Regions from separate parts of the Homo sapiens genome. Here all the other regions are linked to region 1. The links are chromatin contacts, found by Hi-C or POLR2A ChIA-PET in ENCODE. All regions are on one chromosome and are shown on one strand. Each heading gives the region's core, a stretch centred on a gene start or an enhancer-like site at or near the end of the contact. The rest is flanking DNA. Distances are from core to core; before and after follow the strand shown.

Evidence for each region. A loop is a pair of places that touch in the nucleus more often than their neighbours do. ChIA-PET counts read pairs that join two places held with the same protein, here RNA polymerase II (POLR2A). Pooled maps may share reads with other maps.
Region 2: a map of B cell shows a loop between it and region 1 (27-fold over the local background). The contact joins the promoter of PRPF38B here to the promoter of CLCC1 in region 1. A Hi-C loop is called at or near these places in 8 of 168 maps with a recorded cell type or tissue (B cell, CD4-positive, alpha-beta memory T cell, CD8-positive, alpha-beta T cell and 3 more), 9 of 37 single-sample maps with no recorded cell type and 23 of 50 pooled maps. POLR2A ChIA-PET finds 5 or more read pairs at or near these places in 18 of 52 experiments (CD4-positive, alpha-beta T cell, CD4-positive, alpha-beta memory T cell, CD8-positive, alpha-beta T cell and 13 more).
Region 3: a loop to region 1 is called in a pooled map, with 4 times the contacts of the local background. The contact joins the promoter of CELSR2 here to the promoter of CLCC1 in region 1. A Hi-C loop is called at or near these places in 3 of 50 pooled maps. POLR2A ChIA-PET finds 5 or more read pairs at or near these places in 3 of 52 experiments (OCI-LY7, activated CD8-positive, alpha-beta T cell and common myeloid progenitor, CD34-positive).
Region 4: a pooled map shows a loop between it and region 1 (9-fold over the local background). The contact joins the promoter of HENMT1 here to the promoter of CLCC1 in region 1. A Hi-C loop is called at or near these places in 9 of 50 pooled maps. POLR2A ChIA-PET finds 5 or more read pairs at or near these places in 4 of 52 experiments (CD4-positive, alpha-beta T cell, CD8-positive, alpha-beta T cell, activated CD4-positive, alpha-beta memory T cell and 1 more).

The regions. Positions count from the first base shown.
Region 1 is chr1:108,961,641-108,964,847 of GRCh38, forward strand. It overlaps CLCC1 (chloride channel CLIC like 1), which reads right to left and starts at 1,844. Exons shown (of 13, transcript NM_001377458.1): 1 at 1,721-1,844; 2 at 669-829. RefSeq lists enhancers at 1-46, 47-547, 920-1,039 and silencers at 967-1,261, 1,400-1,639.
Region 2 is chr1:108,690,581-108,693,768 of GRCh38, forward strand. PRPF38B (pre-mRNA processing factor 38B) reads left to right here and starts at 1,730. Exons shown (of 6, transcript NM_018061.4): 1 at 1,730-2,287. The coding sequence starts at 2,012. RefSeq lists enhancers at 1,382-1,571, 1,509-2,069, 1,652-1,981, 2,632-3,188.
Region 3 is chr1:109,247,699-109,251,014 of GRCh38, forward strand. CELSR2 (cadherin EGF LAG seven-pass G-type receptor 2) reads left to right here and starts at 1,841. Exons shown (of 34, transcript NM_001408.3): 1 at 1,841-3,316. The coding sequence starts at 2,382. RefSeq lists an enhancer at 1,158-1,878 and silencers at 1,880-1,939, 2,100-2,199, 3,298-3,316.
Region 4 is chr1:108,659,737-108,662,905 of GRCh38, forward strand. It overlaps HENMT1 (HEN methyltransferase 1), which reads right to left and starts at 1,357. Exons shown (of 8, transcript NM_001102592.2): 1 at 1,227-1,357; 2 at 128-226. The coding sequence starts at 148. RefSeq lists enhancers at 1,076-1,665, 1,666-2,254 and a silencer at 1,321-1,490.

The DNA.
Region 1 (3,207 bases), core at 594-3,093:
CCTGAGGTTGGGAGCTCCAGCCCAGCCTGACCACCATGGAGAAACCCTGTCTCTACTAAAAATACAAAAGTAGCAGGGCGTGGTGGCGCATGCCTGTAATCCCAGCTACTCGGGAGGCTGGGGCAGGAGAATTGCTTGAACCCAGAGAGTGCAGGTTGCGGTGAGCCGAGATCGCGCCATTGCACTCCAGCCTGGGCAACAAGAGCAAAACTCCGTCTAAAAAAAAAAAAGTAGCTAATATTTTGTTACTATGTGCTAAGCACTGTTACATTAATTTAATCCTCACAAAACTACTGGAAGTAGTACTCTTATCTTCACTCATCTTCATTTTACAGATCACACAAAGTAACTTGCCTAAGACCACCAAGCTAGTAAGTGGTAGAACCCAGACTGGCTCTACCTAAACTGCCTCTCCAGGGCAAAAGTACTAATGGCTCTCAGGGGCTTCTCTGAGAGGATAGGGTCTTAGAGTGGAGAGGACCTGTTGGAACGACATCTCCACAGAGCGGGAAATAGGGAGAGTAGTTTATAGTAGCTACTAGACTGGAGAACTACCAGGAAACACAGATCGTCGTGCAGACGGCCAGGCAGTGAGTAGAAATGGGCACAAAAGAAAAAGTCTTTGGTTTCAACGAAAGCACATGAGTAATGGGAAAGGCAAGACTAACCTGGATTAGTAGAGTCAAATCCTGTTTTAGACTAGAAGTACCAGGGTATAAGTCGGGAGGCTGCAACTTATTTCGTATGCTTATGCAGTTTCTTGGAACCATGGCTCTCAAACTTGCGAATTTGCATTTTTAACAATTTCCCAGATGACGATAAAGCTAGTCTGGGAAGAACACTTCATAATCACTATTATAAAGAAAACCTGAATTGTTTTTCACCACCCAGTAATAAACCTACAGCTTATGGTGTGTCTAACTTTTTACACTCAAATCAGATTTGGAGCCAGGCGCAATGGCTCACGCTTGTAATCCCAGCACTTTGGGAGGCCAAGATGGGAAGATCCTTTGAGCCCAGGAGTCAGAGACAAGCCTGGACAACACAGGGAGACCCCTTCTCTACAAATAAAATTTACAAATTAGCCGGGCCTGGTGGCGCGCACCTGTGGTCCCATCTACTCAGGTGGCTGAGGCAGGAGAATCGCTGGAACCCGGAAGGCGGAGGTTGCCGTGAGCGGAGATAGCACCACCGCACTCCAGCCTGGGTGACACAGCAAGACTCCGTCTCAAAAAAAAAAAAAAAATCCATTTTGGAGGTTGTTTTGTGTCCGTTTTTGTTGTTGTTGTTAACTGTGTTAATTCACAGATTTGAAGTTTTAGAAAATTAACTACAACTAAATCCGAGCTATTCTGCTGACAGCATTTATTCAAATTATGCTTAAAGTTTTCAGAGATAACCAAAGCCAACAGAATTCAACGTGCGCTCAGGTCTCGCTTTGCCCTCGCTGTGCCTTCTCCGTAGGCCGCTCTCTGGGCCAAGCACCTCCCCGGAACGCGCGCAACCGCGGCGGACAGGCAGCCGCCGGCGCGGGAGCTGAGGTAGGAGCCCGGGGCACCCACAGGCCGCAGCGGACGCACGCAGCTAGCACGGTCCCCGCCCCGGGTCGCGCCTGCGGCCTCCCCAGCGTCTGCGCCGCGAGTCCGCTGGACCCGCCAGGGCGTAACGGCGGGTAACCCGCCCCACCCGCCGCACAACACACCCAACTGCACGGACTCACGTCCGGGATCCCCTGCCTGCCTCTCGAGGAAGACACCTGCCCAGGCCGGCCGCAGAAGAGGTCGCACAGCTTGCCGCCGCCCAGGGTTTCAGCGTGCTTCCTGGGCCTCGTCATCGAATTGTTCGGCTGACGGCTGCGTGTCCCTCCCCCGTTGCGGGCCGCTGATTGGCCTCGTTGATTGGGCGGGGCTAGTAGCGGGACCGGCCTCTGCGCGCGGGTTATTTTCGCCGCGGATTTTCTTTTACTTTTCATCTGCGGAACTCTTTCTGCGAAGGAAATCTCGCCTGGAACTCAAATATATACAACGGATAGGAAACCTATTTTCTTACTATTAATATATTTGATAAGTTTGAATGTGTAACATTCGCCATGAAACGCAAGCATGATTTTTTTTTTTTTGAGGCAGAGTCTCACAGTGTTGCCCAGGCTGGAGTGCAGTGGCGCGATCTCGGCTCGGCTCACTGCAACCTCTGCCTCCCGGGTTCAAGCAATTCTCCTCTCTCAGCCTCCCGAGCAGCTGGGACTACAAGCGCGCACCACCACATCCAGCTAATGTGTATTTTTAGCAGAGACAGGGTTTCACCATGTTGGCTAGGCTGGTCTCGAACTCCTGACCTCAGGTGATCCGCCCGCCTCGGCCTCCCAAAATGCTGGGATTACAGGTGTAAGCCACCGCGCCTAGCCACAAGCATAATTTTTTAAAGGGAGGATCACGAATGACAACTGTAGTTCTACTCAGGGCAGGACAAGGGAAAGGTCTGCACACTGTAGGGCAGTTGGAAGTAGTTTTGTTTTTGTCTTTAACTGCTGGCCTTGCAATCTCGGGAAACTGTGAAGATGGTAAAATTTACTATCTTAACCATTTTTAAAGGTACAATTCAGTGGTATTAGATACATTCACATTGTTATGCAACCATTACCACCATCCATCTCCAGCACTCATCTTGCAAAACTGAAACTCTGTACCCAGTAAGTGGTAACGCCTCATTCTTCCCCTCCCTCCTTCCCAGCGACTACCATTCTTTCTGTCTTTATGAATTTGACTACTCTAGGTATTTCATATAAGGACTCATACAGCATTTGTCTTTTTGTAACTGATTTCACTTACCATAATGTCCTCAAGGTTCATCCATGTGGTAACGTGTCAGAATTTCTTTTAAGGCTGAATAGTATTCCATTTTATGTATATACCAGTTCATTCAGTCATCTGTTAATGGATAACAGGTTGTTTCCACTTTTGGCTACTGTGAAATAATACTGTAAACATGGATATACAAATATCTGTTTTTTAACCCTTTTGGGTATACACACAGATGTTCAAATATCTGTTGCTTTCAACTCCTGAATATATATACACAAGTGGAATTGCTGGATTATGTAGTAATTCTATTTTTAATTTTTTGAGGATCTGCCGTACTTTTTTTTTTTTTGAGATGGAGTTTCACTCTTGTTGCCCAGGCTGGAGTGCAGTGGTACGATCTCGGCTC
Region 2 (3,188 bases), core at 480-2,979, 270 kb before region 1:
CTGCTGATACATGCAATAAGGAGGCAAAAAAAAAGAGAACACTGTGTGGGGATAATGATTTCATTTATTTAAGATTCAAGAAAATGCAAACTAGTCTCTACTGACAGAAAGTGGTTGCTTCGGTATGAGGTTGGAAAGAGAGATGGATTACAAAGGGCACAAGAAAACTTTTGGGATTGACAGAAGATTATGTTTATTGTAGTAGTGGTTTAATGGGTATACATATATGTCAAAACTGATCAAACCAAACTTACGGCTTTATATATGTGCAGCGTAGAGGTCTTCAATTATAACTGAATAAAGTTTTCTAAAAAATGGGGATAAAAATAACATCTTCAGCCTGTTGTAGGGATTCACTGAATATGTTAAAGCACTTTATCATAATACCTGGCTCCGAGTTTGATGCCGCTGACACTTAGATATCAAACTCAACCTCTCTACCAAGCTCTTCATCCAAACAGACTAGGGGTAAAGACTGTCTAAGACTATACAGAAAGATCATGTATCTGAGGAATTAAAAATAGGGCATAAGATTTGGCAATGTGTCACTCGGCAAACTCAATAAACTAGTATTATCAAGGCAAAAAATATATACACAAAAAGAACTGGGTTAAAAAAAATTTTTTCTATGGACTTTTAACGTGATAACTCATGACACAGGGGTTAGGATCTTCAGTTTTCCTTTGGAAGTTAATAAAAACCACTATAGAGAAAAACAAGATTTGCTAGTAAGAAGGTGAAAACTGCTTCTCCTCTCAGGGTTCTAGTTCTCTTGCAACCTAAAACAAAGGAACCAGACAGGATATCCACTTTCGTACCGTACAGCTCCAAACACTAATCAATCACTCCATTCACTTATCTTTTCTATTTCCTTGTATTCTGTCAAACAACTGTCTCTTGGTTTAAATACTTTTCTGCTGGTCTTCGCTCTCTCTCTCTCCTCTTCTGGTTTATTTTCATCCAGATGTGGATTTTCCCCAAAGTTTCCATCTTATCCTTTTCTCCTCCTGTGTATGCGCCACTGAAGTCAAGATTGCCACATTCAAACTCCCCACACATTCACACACCCACTCCCAATATACAGTATCTCGCCCAATGTTTATCACTCCGGATACATTCCTAGAATCCAAAGATCTGGAGCAGGGAGAAAAAGAAAAGGCGCCTACCAGATGCCTGGAACAGTCTACTAGGCACTACAAGTACATTAGCTCTTTCAATGCTCACAACAGCCCAGCCAGATGTTATCTCAATCTTACGGATGAATAAATTTAAGACTTCTGGCTGGACACTAGAGGCTGGCGAAGTACGTGACCTTTGATCAGAATCTCCTGGAGGAGTGGGGTCCCTGACCATTGTACCTTCCAGAGAACCTTAAAACTGAGATCCCAGGAGACCCCTCTCGGATACTCTGCAGAAGTCAGAGTGACGATATTAGCAAGCACACCGCAGCCATGCGAACCCTTCCTGGCTCAGCTCCCGACAAAAGAAATCAAGCCCCCAGTCAAAATACAACAACAACGGATTAGGCCTACAACCCTCTCCCCCGGCCCCCAAATTCTCAGGAGAAATCCCCTAAGAGTCAGGTACGGAGGTCACTGCAGCGACTTCAGCGTGCAGAGAACGCGGGGACCTAGGAAGAGGACGCTCCAGCCCAACTGAGCGTCTCTGATTGGCCGCCAGCTCAGCTTGGAACGCTGGGGTGCGTGGCGTCATATCCGCCGGGCCCGCCATCTTGTTCCCAGGGGCAGTTGGCGGAAGAGATCGAGCTCCCTGGCTGCCGGCTCGCCTTCTGCGTGGAGTTCTCGCGGTCTGGGTTTCGCTGTCTGCTCTTGGCCCGGGGTCATTTTGTCGGCGTCGGGTGCCCTCTCTTGCCCAGCTGGGGCACAGCGAGGCGGCCCCTTCTCCCGACGACGTTCGATGGAGTAGGGTCCCAGACCGTTGTCCCGAAGAGCGAGATCGAGCTTGGCCCCCTCCCCCCCCTCCTTCCCTCCCTCCTTCCTTCCGCCGCAACATGGCTAACAACAGCCCCGCGCTGACAGGCAACTCGCAGCCGCAGCACCAGGCGGCTGCAGCTGCGGCTCAGCAACAGCAGCAGTGCGGCGGCGGCGGCGCTACCAAGCCGGCGGTCTCCGGCAAGCAGGGCAATGTGCTCCCGCTCTGGGGCAACGAGAAGACCATGAACCTCAACCCCATGATCCTGACCAACATCCTGTCGTCGCCTTACTTCAAAGTACAGCTCTACGAGCTCAAGACCTACCACGAGGTGGTGGACGAGATCTACTTTAAGGTACGAAGTGTGTAGGCCTTGGCTTTGGGGGTAAGTTCGGAAGAGGGGGTATGGAGGAAACGGGCGAAGGCGGCCCCCGAAATCTGAAGATTTGTGGGTGGGGGAAGGTGGTTCGGCGGAGGGGTGGCTGCGGCCTGTAGTGTGTCTGGGAGGGGTCGGACTGGGGCCGCCCTCTCGTTTCCATTTTAGATTTTTAGGGCCGGGAGAGCCCGCCACTATTGATCTCTCTCCTCCCCCAACCTCCTGCCCACCCCTGGGGGGAGTTGGGCAAGAGGGATGGGGGAGAGGAGGAAAGAGTAACAGAAGCCTTTCCAGTTTACAGCTTTAAAATTATTCCTTTTGACGTGGATCTGCTGAGCGCCAACTTGTTGGTGCTTCTCCCGCTCACCCCTGGCCAGGGCGTGTAATGACTTCAGTATTGGCCTCGTGTTGTTGGTACTCACTATCCGATCCAGGCAGGGAAATGGTCAGTGCGTGTGTGTCGGGTGGGGTGGGGGGATGAGGGTGGAGAGGTGCCATTTCAAGAGGTGTACAGAAGGCCTGGAAATTTTCCCAGCAGGAAGTCAGGAGTAAGAGGTCTCAGCCACCTGTGCATTGGGCTAATTTAGAATTATCTGGGCCCTGGGCTTCTGCGGCAGGGTCGGTGCTGGCTTGGCTGTGCTGGGGAGCTCACCTGGCGCCTCCTCACTGCACTCTTGTCTCAGTTCTTGTTTCGTTAGCAGGATTGACTCAGTCTTGCAGCGAGGCTCGGAGCAGCCCAGGGTCGCAGGTAGAGGTATGCACTATTAATCATGCTCAATCGCCATAAATGCATTTCCCTGGTTAAATGAACGACTAATTAGATTTTTGTGGGTTTTTTTGGCCATTGCTTTTGGTCCTTCACCAATTAGGTAGGCTTTTT
Region 3 (3,316 bases), core at 591-3,090, 290 kb after region 1:
TCATTACCCAACCCCAATTCAAAGGATAATTAACAGATGGTATAATTTCCAAGCATTCTCTGCACCACATGGCTATTAGGTGAAGAACAAAATGCCCACGCAGCCCCTAGATCCTTCCAAACTCCAGAGTCTGAGGAAGTCTAGAGAGGCAGAGCCCTGCGGAGGCGTGTAACCCACGCCTCCATCTCCAGAGCTGCCCTTGGCCTTGCTCAGAGGAAGAAAGCTCCTGTTTGGTCAAAGGGGAGGGCATTTCCTTGAGCCATGGGTCCTCCTCCTACTTCTATCCATCCTGCCAGGAGCACAGTCTAACCCTAATCTTTCTTGCTGTACCCAAGGCCCATCTCCTTTCCTGTTTCCCCAGGGGAAAAGAGAAAAGCTGATTTCTCATCCTTGGCCTCACTGTGTGGTCACACAGACACTCCTTGGGCCTGGGGCTGGGGGATCCTCTGCTGTGACCCAGTGAGAGTGGCACCACTGTGACCGGGGGCAGTGGTAGAAGGGAGCACCTGATCCAGTGCTTTTCAGATGGGTTCCTCCAGACCCTCAAGTTGCACAGAGCAGCCCAGGGATTTCTTGGTTGGGGGAGTGGTGGAGAGGGGCAAGGCCCTGACCCCCTCACTTCAACCCAGCAGCACTACTCATCTGTTCTATATTCTGGCCTTCCACTTCAGATTTCTTTTGAAGAAAAGAATTCTACTGCTAAATAAACATTTGAGAACCATTCACCTTATTCAATCCCCTCATTTTACAAAAAGGGACATTGAGGCACAGAATTTGAGCAAGGTCACATAGCTGTGGTGTTGGAGGCTGGGACCCAGGCCCAGGCATCCCCCCAGGCCAGGGCATCCCCCCAGGGACTACCTGACTGGGCCCCTGGCTGCTCCAGGATGTAGGGAAGCCTTTTCTGGGTCGCCTGCACGGCTCCTGCCTGGCTCTCCGTGTGGTCCAGCTTCATGTCTGGTCCTCTTGGAGAACCCCTGGAATCCTGCACACCCTCTCAAATGAAGCTGCCTTGGAGAGGGTCAGGAGCCCGGGTACCAGGTAGGCCTCCTCGCTGGTCACAAAACTGTGGCGGAAGGAGGGGGTAGCCGCAGGACATGGACAGGGAGGCAGGAGGGGATGAGAGGCCGCCTCTCTAGACAGGACCTCAGGGGGCAGTGTAAGCCCCTTGTCTAGAATCCAGGAAGCCTGTGTTAAAGCTAGGCTCCACCGCAGCCGGCCTCCGAATCTGGTGACAGTGTGTTTGCACCACCTGGCTTCCACCCACTCTGACCCTTCTAATTTACTTCCCTGGAAAAGCCCAAGTGGTGTCCAACATGAGGCTGGGGTCATTCTTCCAACAGCCCGACCCCAAGGGGCATGCTGGTCAGACAACAGCCTCGCTGGTGGGGTGGAGGGGACGGTAGGGAGCGAGTGGGCCCGGTGACTCATTGTGGGTGCTTCTCTGGGATTTTGGAGGCTTTGTTGTGTTGCTCAGGGCCCTTTTAACTCTGTCTGACCTATGGGAGGGGACAGCAACGAGGGCTTTTATGACTGGAATGAACTGGAAACTTGGCCTCTGAGAGCCCTTAAAATGTTTTGGAAACCTCTAGGCATACTTAGGGTACTTCCACCATGATTATCATCGGCTGTGTGGCTTCCGATCGCTAATTCGCACCGGGCATCTGGCGAGGCCGGCCTGGGGAAATTGGGATGGAGGGTCCTGCTGGAGGGAATCCTGGCGCTTTGGGCGGAGGAGTGCTCTGGGTGGGGCCCACCTCCTCCAGCGCGGCCGGCGTTGCCGCTTTAAGGCGGCCGCGGCGCGAGCAGGTCTATGGTAATGAGCCGCCGCCGCGACTCTGCAGAGCTCGCCCGCCCGCCGGGGAGGCGAGGGAGCGCGGGGCTGGGCCCGGGGCCGCGGCGACAGGCAGCAGCCGCGGCGGGGACGCGGGGCGCGAGCGGGCGGCGCGGGACCGTCGGGGGCCGCCGGGGCCGGGCCGGGGTCGGGGCGCACGGCTACGCGGGCGCAGGTGGGCGATCCCATAGGGGCGGAGGGGGCACCCCGGCTCCGGAACCCGGGGCCCGGCAAGGCCAGGGGCGCCGCGGGGCCCCCGGGCGCAGGTGGTGAGTGCCCGGAGCGCAGGTGGAGGCGCGGCGGCAGCCCGCGGTGCTCAGGGTGACCCGGGAGCGGGTCTGGCTCAGGGGGCAGTGGGAGCCCGGGCTCGTCGGAGGGTGCAGCGCGGGGTCCCGCCGAGCCATCCAGACGCAGGCCCCGCGGGGCGCACGGGAGGCCCCCGGGGACTGGCGCCCTGGCCCGGGCATGAGGCGCGGCGGGGCCGGCAGGAGCCGGAGGAGGAGCCGCCGCCGCCGTTGACCCGGCCGCCGGCCGGGAGCTGGGAGAGATGCGGAGCCCGGCCACCGGCGTCCCCCTCCCAACGCCGCCGCCGCCGCTGCTGCTGCTGTTGCTGCTGCTGCTGCCGCCGCCACTATTGGGAGACCAAGTGGGGCCCTGTCGTTCCTTGGGGTCCAGGGGACGAGGCTCTTCGGGGGCCTGCGCCCCCATGGGCTGGCTCTGTCCATCCTCAGCGTCGAACCTCTGGCTCTACACCAGCCGCTGCAGGGATGCGGGCACTGAGCTGACTGGCCACCTGGTACCCCACCACGATGGCCTGAGGGTTTGGTGTCCAGAATCCGAGGCCCATATTCCCCTACCACCAGCTCCTGAAGGCTGCCCCTGGAGCTGTCGCCTCCTGGGCATTGGAGGCCACCTTTCCCCACAGGGCAAGCTCACACTGCCCGAGGAGCACCCGTGCTTAAAGGCTCCACGGCTCAGATGCCAGTCCTGCAAGCTGGCACAGGCCCCCGGGCTCAGGGCAGGGGAAAGGTCACCAGAAGAGTCCCTGGGTGGGCGTCGGAAAAGGAATGTAAATACAGCCCCCCAGTTCCAGCCCCCCAGCTACCAGGCCACAGTGCCGGAGAACCAGCCAGCAGGCACCCCTGTTGCATCCCTGAGGGCCATCGACCCGGACGAGGGTGAGGCAGGTCGACTGGAGTACACCATGGATGCCCTCTTTGATAGCCGCTCCAACCAGTTCTTCTCCCTGGACCCAGTCACTGGTGCAGTAACCACAGCCGAGGAGCTGGATCGTGAGACCAAGAGCACCCACGTCTTCAGGGTCACGGCGCAGGACCACGGCATGCCCCGACGAAGTGCCCTGGCTACACTCACCATCTTGGTTACTGACACCAATGACCATGACCCTGTGTTCGAGCAGCAGGAGTACAAGGAGAGCCTCAGGGAGAACCTGGAGGTTGGCTATGAGGTGCTCACTGTCAG
Region 4 (3,169 bases), core at 107-2,606, 300 kb before region 1:
TACCTCAACCAACACCCCGGGAAATGCTAGGACCTAAATGTGATCAATTTTGTTTGCAATTATCTCACAATACATCCAGGTGATAATTCTTAAGAGTCAAAGACGCAGCTAAGAAGGGTGGCATTACCTGTAGATTATTTTCTTCCATTTTGTTTCGAAGTTTTGTTGAAACAAAAATGAAGATTTATCCTTCAAGCTCTATTTGAGAGAATCAGCACTGACTCAGCTGTAATAAATACAAAACCGTTTTTGTAAAGCGATACCTGAAAGAAATAGCTGCCTAGTTCAGAAGGGAAGAACGAAAGCCTCTTTCTTACTCCTTACTACAGTATATAATTTAAATAGAACGCTTAAAAGTAAATAATGAATTCACCTCTGAGTACTCAAAAAAAAAAAAAAAAACACGAAAGCAGGACTCGAACAGATATTTATACACCGAAGTTCATAGCATTATTCACAATAGCCAATCTGTGGATTAAATGTGGACTACCATTTAATCCACAGAATGTATCCAGTATTTTTTCAGACATTCGCAAACAGGCTCAGAAAGCGTAACTTTTCACTACGTCAAACCCTACTAAGAGCGAAAACAGCCATCCTTTCCCTTTACTATCATGAATAGTTCAACTAGATACAAACGGAGCAATCTTAGGAGTTCTGCCCATTTCATTGCTAAGACCCTCAACTTCAAATTTTTTCAAAAATTTTTCCACACATCGTCAAAATGAAATTTCGAGGGGGAAAAAAAGTGTCCTTGATAAACTAGAGATGCTCCAACATCTATTCAATTCACTCACGAACTTGAATTTAAATTTTAGTTCTCTATTGCACATGTGTCTCCAACAACTAGACTTTAATCTGGAATCTAGGCAACATGTTAGTCACCAACTTGTATTAAGAAACCCTGGCCGGGCGCGGTGGCTCACGCCTGTAATCCCAGCACTTTGGGAGGCCGAGGCGGGCGGATCACGAGGTCAGGAGATCGAGACCATCCCGGCTAAAACGGTGAAACCCCGTCTCTACTAAAAATACAAAAAATTAGCCGGGCGTAGTGGCGGGCGCCTGTAGTCCCAGCTACTTGGGAGGCTGAGGCAGGAGAATGGCATGAACCCGGGAGGCGGAGCTTGCAGTGAGCCGAGATCCCGCCACTGCACTCCAGCCTGGGCGACAGAGCGAGACTCCGTCTCAAAAAAAAAAAAAGAAAAAGAAAAAGAAACCCTGCTCACTGAAACCAACGCTTCTGTCTTTGTACGGGCCGTCGCTTCCATCATCCTGCGGTAAGCAGCATGCCCAACCGAAAAAACAAAGCTCGTCGCGGAGCCGCCAGCGTCCTCAACTCAGCGCCGCCCTGACGCCCGCGCACGCACGGCCTCGCTGCGTGACGCTACCGCCGCGGCTACGCCGGCGCCCGCACCCGCGCCTCGGCCTCCCCGCGGGGCTCGCCAACCTCGTGCGCTCTCACGGTCGGCCTTGGGCCCCGGGAGCCTCATGGTGCGCCGAGCTCCGTCCCTCTAGGCTCTCAGTTCCAAGGCGTCGGTTTTGCGTCTCGTAACGGCCGCTGTGGCGCATGCCCAGAAGCCATTTTCAAGGTCCTCTTCCGAACCTTGGCGAGGACCCCTGCGCCTGCCGCGCCGTTGACCCCGCTAGCGTGCGGCTGCGACGCGGCACGGTACGGCAGCTGTTGGCGAAGGCCCCCAACTCCGAGCGCGTCCGCAGACCGCGAGCCGGAAGGCGGCTTGGGCGGCTGTTGAGTTCGTGGCGCTCCCGAGGCGTGGCAAAGGCCTAAAAACGGTCCTGGCCAGCGGAAGGCGGCAAGAGGAGCAGCAAGGCTCCACGCGAGGCGGCCGGCGGCTGGAGTCCCAGTCAGCCTCCGCTTTCATCCCAGAGCAGTCCACGGGGGCCTTAAAGGAATGTAGGCTGGGTGAAGTTGGCCCAGTGACACCTGCGTTCAGAAAAACGTTCTTTCCGCTCCCAACGCCCCCTCTCCACCGCCACCCGACCCCCGAAATAGTTTTCCCCGAGTGTTGTGGATAGAACTGTTGATCTCTTGGAAAAGTTATTGTATCCTGCCATCCTTCCCTCTGGAGACTCCACTTAATATATATAAGTACTTTCTTTCCTGTATATGATGGAAGAGTATTAGGGGGGTGAGGGGAGGGACGAAGCTGCCTTCTTTAGGGAAAAAAGATTGACTTATATTTTGAAAGATGCAAAAGCTGGTGTTTTTGCTACTGAATTAATAGCCTATTAATATGCCACAAATGATATATTGGAACTGTATTTTCAAACATTTAACGCCTGCTGTATGCAAAGCACTATGCTGACAGCTTAAGGGTACCACAATGATAAATTACACCAATCTTGTTTTTGGCATTTTGGGGAGTCTAGTGTCATAGGTAAAGAAGTACATAACTAACAATAAGCTTCAAAAATTCAATCATAAGGCCCGGCACCGTGGCTTCCGCCTGTAATCCCAGCACTTTGGGGGATCACTTGAGCCCCGGAGTGTGAGACCCCGTCTCTACCAAAAAAAAAAAGAAATTAGCTGGGCATGGTGGTGCCTGCCTGTGGTCCCAACTGTTTGGGAGGCTGAGGCCGGAGGATCACTTGACCCCAGGAATCTGAGCCTGCAGTGAGCTATGATTGCACCACTGCACTCCAGTCTGGGCGACAGAACCAGACCATGTCTAAAAAGAAAAAACACTCAGTGATAATTTCACATTACAGTTTGAGAGGTTCCTGTTGACTTGGGGAAACTAGTTTTAGCAGACTTCATTAAAGGAGTGTACACCTTACTACAGGATGTAATTTAAAATAGAATGTTTAAATAATAAATTCACTTCTGGGTATATACTCAAAGCAGGAATTCAAACAGGTATTTGTACACCAAAGTTCGTAACAGCATTATTCACAGTAGCCAAAATGTGGAAACAACCCAAATGTCCATTAAAGGATGAATAAACAAAATGTGATATACATACAATGGAATATTCAGCCTTTATTTTTCCAATCAGAGTTTCAGGAAAATCAACCTTTAAAAGGAGTGAAATTCTGACATTTGCTGCCACATGGATGAATCTTGATGATGATATGCTGAGTGATATATAATCAGTCACGGAAGGACAAATACTGCATGATTCAATTTATATCAGGTACCTAGAGTAGCCAA